2 separate regions of the Homo sapiens genome follow, and region 1 is linked to region 2. Evidence: chromatin contacts called from ENCODE Hi-C or POLR2A ChIA-PET data. All regions are on one chromosome and are shown on one strand. The core of a region is the stretch at or near the end of the contact, and the rest is flanking DNA. Distances in the headings are between cores, read along the strand shown.

Region 1 (3,005 bases), core at 4-2,503, 570 kb before region 2:
AGAGCCTGGGAAATGACCCCATCAGCATCTTTGGGTCCCCTCATCATGGAGACTCCCCTCAGAAATAGTCTTCAGCAGGGTTAAACCCTTGGCCAGATGGAGAAATAGCACGACACCTCTGGCTTCTGCTTCCCAGGGAGCGTGTAGTGGATCCCCTGGCACCCTCTGCTTCCGACGGTACAAAGGTTGTGGGTGTAAACCTCAAAGCTCTGTTTTGTCTAGACTTGGTTTCCGGGTGGGTTCAGGCTCTCTGCTCCATGGAACCCAACAGCCAGGAGATTTGTGCCACTGCTTCCTTGAGTCTAGACTGGCGGAGGAGCAGGGGCTCATGACTATAACATGAACGTGAACCGTGGATCAAAGTGGGTGTTCAAGACAGCTGATTGGACAAGGTCCTGAGCTATGCTGAGGAGTGATGCTGGCACTTTGGTAATGCAGTGGAATGGAATATTCCATGGTTAATTAGCAGTCACTGAGTGTCTATTGTGAGCTGGTCACCATCTGGATGAACAAACTGGCAAGTAGACTCTGAGGAGGTCACGTGCCCAGGAGTTTGTTTAGAGAGTGCAGTTTCTTCTCATATTGAGGTGTGCAGAATGTTCGCTTACAGGTGTGTGATCATGGGGTTGGGTCAAACTCCTCAACTTTCCTATGGAATGCCAGTCCTAGGACCCTCTGCAATCTGAAGCCCTCACACAAAGAACAGAGTATTTATGTCAAACTCTACCCTTCTGTGCTACCAAACAAAGCTGAGCCAGAATAAAGCAAAGTGAAAAAGCTCATAAACACTTCCTGGGGCTGGGCTCACAAAGTAAAGCTCAAAGAAGAACAAGCCAGATGCGTTTCAAACCCATAAACACACACGAGGACACCCGAGCTGCCACTGGCCCGAGCAGATTGGGTGCTAAAACAGCACTGGAGCAATGAAGGAGGGGGTCATTCTAAAATTAGAGCTCTACTTTCTCTCCCCTCTGAACATATATGAGTGGAATTATGGATTAATATTGAAAATTGATTTCATGTGTACTTCAAGAGCACCTGTGCGGTGATGCCCACACTCCCTCCCCACCCCCTCCACATACACACTCTCCCTCAACTCACCCCGGAGACCTAGAGCTTTTGCTACCAAGCACATCTTGTGTCCTGTATAAACAAGGGCTGGTAACTAGTACAGGAAATGAACTTCACAAGCATTGAATGTGTACCCACCTGTGGTATGGGGAGTTGCCAGATTTTTTTCTAACTGAGAATGTTCACAGAATCTCGAAACTTTCTTTCAGCTTCCCCCTCTGCACACTTGAGTGTGGGCGCCTACCATGTGTGCACACATACCCAAGCACAAAATTTCCCTCAATTTCCCCCAAGACATATCAACAATGAGATGTGCCCATACATACACGGGCACACAGCCAGCCATTCCCAAACCTTCTCCTTTGTCCCCCCCACCCGCCTTTCAATGTATAAATGAGAGCGCCTAGGTGTGCTGGTGCTGCCCCTCCCTGCCTCGGACACATGCAGAACTTTGCGCCCACTCAGCACGATCCAGCACACAGGAGCTGGGGAGCCAAGGATGTTTATATTCCCACGTGTGCACCGGCGTGCACGCACACATGCACGCGCACGCACAGCCACATTCCAGCTGGCCCCAGTACAGCTGTGACAGGCCTGGGTCTGTTTGCCATTGTTTTCCTTCGCCTCTAACAGGCGTTCATGCAACAGAGAGGAGGTCGTGAGAGGTTTCCACCACGTTTTGTAGCATTTACCCCGAGCCTGAGTGTTGGGGAGGTGGCTTTTGAGAATGAGCTATGGGTGGCAGGGTGGAAAGCAGAGACAAAGGCATTCCTTCCCATTTCCTGCCTGAGCTTCACTCGCTAATGTGCACTGCTCTGGATTGTTCAGAGATTTCTTTATGTGTCATCCTGTCTGAAACCTGGCTGGGAGGACGGAGGCTCAGCTAAAGAATTTCTGGAAGTTCTGTCTCAAGGTCCTGCTTTGTCACCTCTTATTACTACAACTGTTCTAGGCCCAGGCTGCCTGGGGGCACACTGTGTCCTGAAAGCCTGAGTGGCAGGCCCCAGCCACATAAGCAAAGACACATTTGGGTAGAAACTGAAGGAGATAAAAATGGACCCCAAGTGGCCACTATCCCTCTAGGGATTTTGGCCCACAAGAAAAGCTGGTATATAAAGAATTCCCCACCTGACCCTCAGCAGCAGTGAATGTTCTAATGATTCCCTCAGCAGTACATATGCAAAGTGGATACTGTCTTTGCACTGACAATAAGATTGGCTAATCTGGCTGGGCGCGGTCGCTCACGCCTGTAATCCCAACACTTTGGGAGGCCGAGGCGGGCGGATTTCCTGAGGTTGGGAGTTCGAGACCAGTCTGGCCAACATGGTGAAACCCCATCTCTATTAAAAATACAAAAAAGTTGGCCAGGCATGGTGGTGCATGCCTGTAATCCCAGCTACTCGGGAGGCTGAGGCAGGGGAATTGCTTGAACCAGAGAGGTAGAGGTTGCAGTGAGCCGAGATCATGCCACTGCCCTCCAGCCTGGGCAACGGAGCGAGACTCCGTCTCAAAAAAAAAAAAAAAAAAAAAAGATTGGCTAATCTACAAGTTCATTTGTTATTTCTAAGAGCCAGATGGGACTTAATGCATCTAAGACACTAACAAACCCAGAGTTCTTACTGTGTGGATCTGGACAGAGCGGGCAGCTGACAGATTTCTCACTGTGCCCCACTGAACTGTGGCAAGGGACTGGCTAGAAATACATGTACTTTGTCTGCAGCCATTGCTTGCAAACTACCCCACTCACCTCTGTGGCAGAGTCCTTTCTTCAAATAAAATCTTACTAGAAAGCCCAGTGTACAAAACTGATCAAAACAGTCTCTCTGGTTACAGGGATGAATTAGCTGTGTGTGTGCGGGCATGGGGTGTCCCCATCTGCTCCTGCTCCATCCTCGTGCTCCCTCCATCTATACTTCAGGGAATCTCCGTGGGGT
Region 2 (2,908 bases), core at 27-2,526:
AATCGAGCCATTGAACTCCCATTTGGGCAAGAGAGCAAGACTGTCTCTGAAAAAAAAACTTTTTTAAGAGTTGTATTTGTAGAATTGGCACTACAAATCCATCTCTAGCATACAACTGGTATATCTTCTGGTTATCTTTGAAAGTGCACCATATCTTACACTCAAAGTAATTGCCTAATCATCCTCACATATGTAAAAAAAATCTTAAAGGATGGTCTTTCTGGCATATCCAAAAATTAACTCTCTCCAAAAGGATTCCTATACAAATTTATCTTATACCAAGTACACTATAATTAGTCAGATTTATTCATTCATTTAACCAAAATTTATTGAGCACTCACCACCTGCTAAACACTGAAACTACATAAATAAATTAAATTAGAAACAGACCCTACCATAAAAGAATTCATCACTGTGGAGAAACACAAATGCCTCGTAAACAGGCAATATGATAGTGTGCTATATAGCAGAGGAGAGTATGGTGCTGTCAGGAAAGCATTCAAAGTCAGAAGCCTAAATTCTACAAAGAGCCAGGAAGGCTGTAGACTATAACCAGGAGACACCTTGCTGAGGTTTCTCATCTGATCCTACCATTCGTTCAACGTATGGACATTCCCCCCCATCAATAAGAGTCAGGGATGGAACAACATGCTCCAGATTCCTCAATAATATACACTCCCTGCCCTCAAGGGGCTAATTTTCAAAGTATGTCAACTAGAGTACTCCAGAAACTCTTTTCTCTGATAGGGGAATGAAATAGAGAATACGAAACAAATAAAACTAAAAATAAAAGGTATTATTTCATGTATTATTTAACATACTCTACAGGAAGGGGGTCAAGATTTTAAGTTGAGATATTTTAAACTCCCTTTAGCTATCAACTCTCTGAGGGTAGAAACAGCATCTCGTATCCTCAGCCAGAATTCCTAATTCCCATTAAATACGTGTCAAATAAATAAAGAAATGAAACAATGGTAAGCAACAAATGCCATAAATACCACTTTCCTGAGCTAATTACTGATGGCATTTTACTACTTCCTTCACAGTACGCCTGTTTACTTTCTCCTTTTCTCTTCTCTTGCCCTCCCACTTCTTTCCTCTCTTTTTATCTTTATCTCTTCCTTTCTCTCCTATTTGAAATCTGCATCTTAAAGACTGCCACCAGCTGCTCTCACAGGCAATTGCTTTGCTAAGTAGGCCACAAGGATCCTAGTGAGCAATGGAGTATTCACAGTTTTCTAATTAAAAGATGCCACCTAGTGGTTACAGTTCCCTTCATCCTGATTGTACCAGGAAACATGAAAGTTAAGCAGTATTAACAAATTCCAGGTCTTCTGTGGTGCCAGCTTGGTCTAACGGCAGCATCAGATACAATGAACCCATTTCCTTTCACATCTACAACCAAGCTGTCAGAAGTAACTGATGTTGATAGTCTACGAAGCTTTGTAGTCAGGTGTATATTGACTTTATTTATTGCCCTAAAGTAGACAAATTTGTTACTTCAATTCTGGTAGAATTAAAGGTATAGGCATTGCCTGACTCAGCAGGAGCATAGAGGTAGCTTCTGCTCTTCCTGAACTCCTCAGCAGAGATGTATTCAAGGTGGCTAACTAGAGAGATTGGACACTCACCCTCTCCAGAAAGAACCAAAATTACTAATATATAACCAAAATAATCACACCTATAATAGAACATCTAGAAGAGAACACTAGTGTCCAACAGGATCTAGTCACAGGAAACACCTGAGGCAAAGAAGGAGAAGGAAGCAAGTGACCAACTCAGCCAAGATCAGCTATGAGCCCCAAGGGACTCATTATCATAGGGAAGGGTAAGTGAGAGAACCTTAACAATCCATGTCCCCACTGTGGACTGCAGCAATCCAAACCATGGGAGAGCTCCTCTACCCACACAAACCCTGATACTAGCAAGGGTGGTGATCTGGAGACCCACAAGGGCATTGCACCAGACAAGGAACTCATGCTGGGTCAGTCACACCCCCAAGGCCTAAGCTGCTACTGCAGAGCACTACTGTGAGAGCACAGCTGTCATAGGACTGCATCCTGACCTGGAAATCAGAGGCCCCATATCTCCACATTCTGGGATCTCCCACTAACAACCCCAGTGTTGACTCAAATGGCTACAGCAGCATAGCACTGGCTGGACCCAAAGGTGCTCCAGGGTCCCCAGTATTCTAGCCCATGGAAAACACTACTCCTCAGGGAATGGTGCAGTGTACCAAAAAGTTACAGTGTACCAAAGGTGCATTCTACCGGAAAGGCAGCACAAATTCTGTGCTCAAGCTCACAAGTGGAAAGATCTCCTCCCCTTCTCTGCATATTGCCATAGCAGTAGCTGTCACTAGGAACCCAGATGGGTAAGCATAATAGCTGTCTGGAGCTGGAAGCAGTGACCCTGCCTGCACCAATGGAGTGGTCTCTGTGCTCAGGTTTACACATATACAACAGGAGCCTCTCTCCTCCTCTGCACACCACTACAGCCGCTGCCACTGCTGCTATTGCCAGGGGCCAGGGTGGACAAGCCGGAGGAGCTGCCTGTCTGGGGCTGTAAGTAGTAACTGTGCCCCCACTGGTGGTGTGGCCTCCATGCTTAGACTCATACGTGAACATGGGGCCCCTCCCCTCCTTGGCATAGCAGTACAGTACTGTTGCTGCCAAGAGTGGACAAGTCTAAGAGCTGTGTGTCTGGGGCTGTGGATAGTGACCCTGCATCACAGCCACCATCAACATTAGCACATACTGCTTGGGACCCAGAGGGTCTTCTCCTCACTGCTGCTGCCACTACCCACACCATACCAAATTCCCAGGGACATGAGAACTTGCTCACCTGCCCACCCCACCTCTGCCACCACCACCTCAGCATCTGAGCAAGCCACCTGGGGAGCCAAGAA

The links. Hi-C counts contacts between places; a loop is a spot of excess contacts on that map. ChIA-PET counts read pairs that join two places held with the same protein, here RNA polymerase II (POLR2A). Pooled maps may share reads with other maps.
Region 1: a loop to region 2 is called in a map of PC-3, with 6 times the contacts of the local background. The contact joins two enhancer-like sites. A Hi-C loop is called at or near these places in 3 of 168 maps with a recorded cell type or tissue (PC-3, endothelial cell of umbilical vein and heart left ventricle), 6 of 37 single-sample maps with no recorded cell type and 7 of 50 pooled maps. POLR2A ChIA-PET finds 5 or more read pairs at or near these places in 4 of 52 experiments (GM12878, H1, OCI-LY7 and 1 more).

What each region holds. Positions count from the first base shown.
Region 1 is chr14:68,505,144-68,508,148 of GRCh38, reverse strand. It overlaps a transcript of RAD51B not described here. Among named protein-coding and RNA genes, the nearest start is that of RAD51B-AS1, 180 kb to the left of the region's middle. RefSeq lists enhancers at 1,060-1,623, 1,624-2,187, 2,160-2,219, 2,188-2,751. Within about 2 kb of position 1,253, at least 20 of the 41 ENCODE cell types and tissues checked have a DNase peak (open chromatin) inside an H3K27ac peak, as active enhancers do.
Region 2 is chr14:67,932,524-67,935,431 of GRCh38, reverse strand. The region is part of intron 7 of RAD51B (RAD51 paralog B); the gene reads right to left. Among named protein-coding and RNA genes, the nearest start is that of RAD51B, 110 kb to the right of the region's middle. Within about 2 kb of position 1,276, at least 10 of the 41 ENCODE cell types and tissues checked have a DNase peak (open chromatin) inside an H3K27ac peak, as active enhancers do.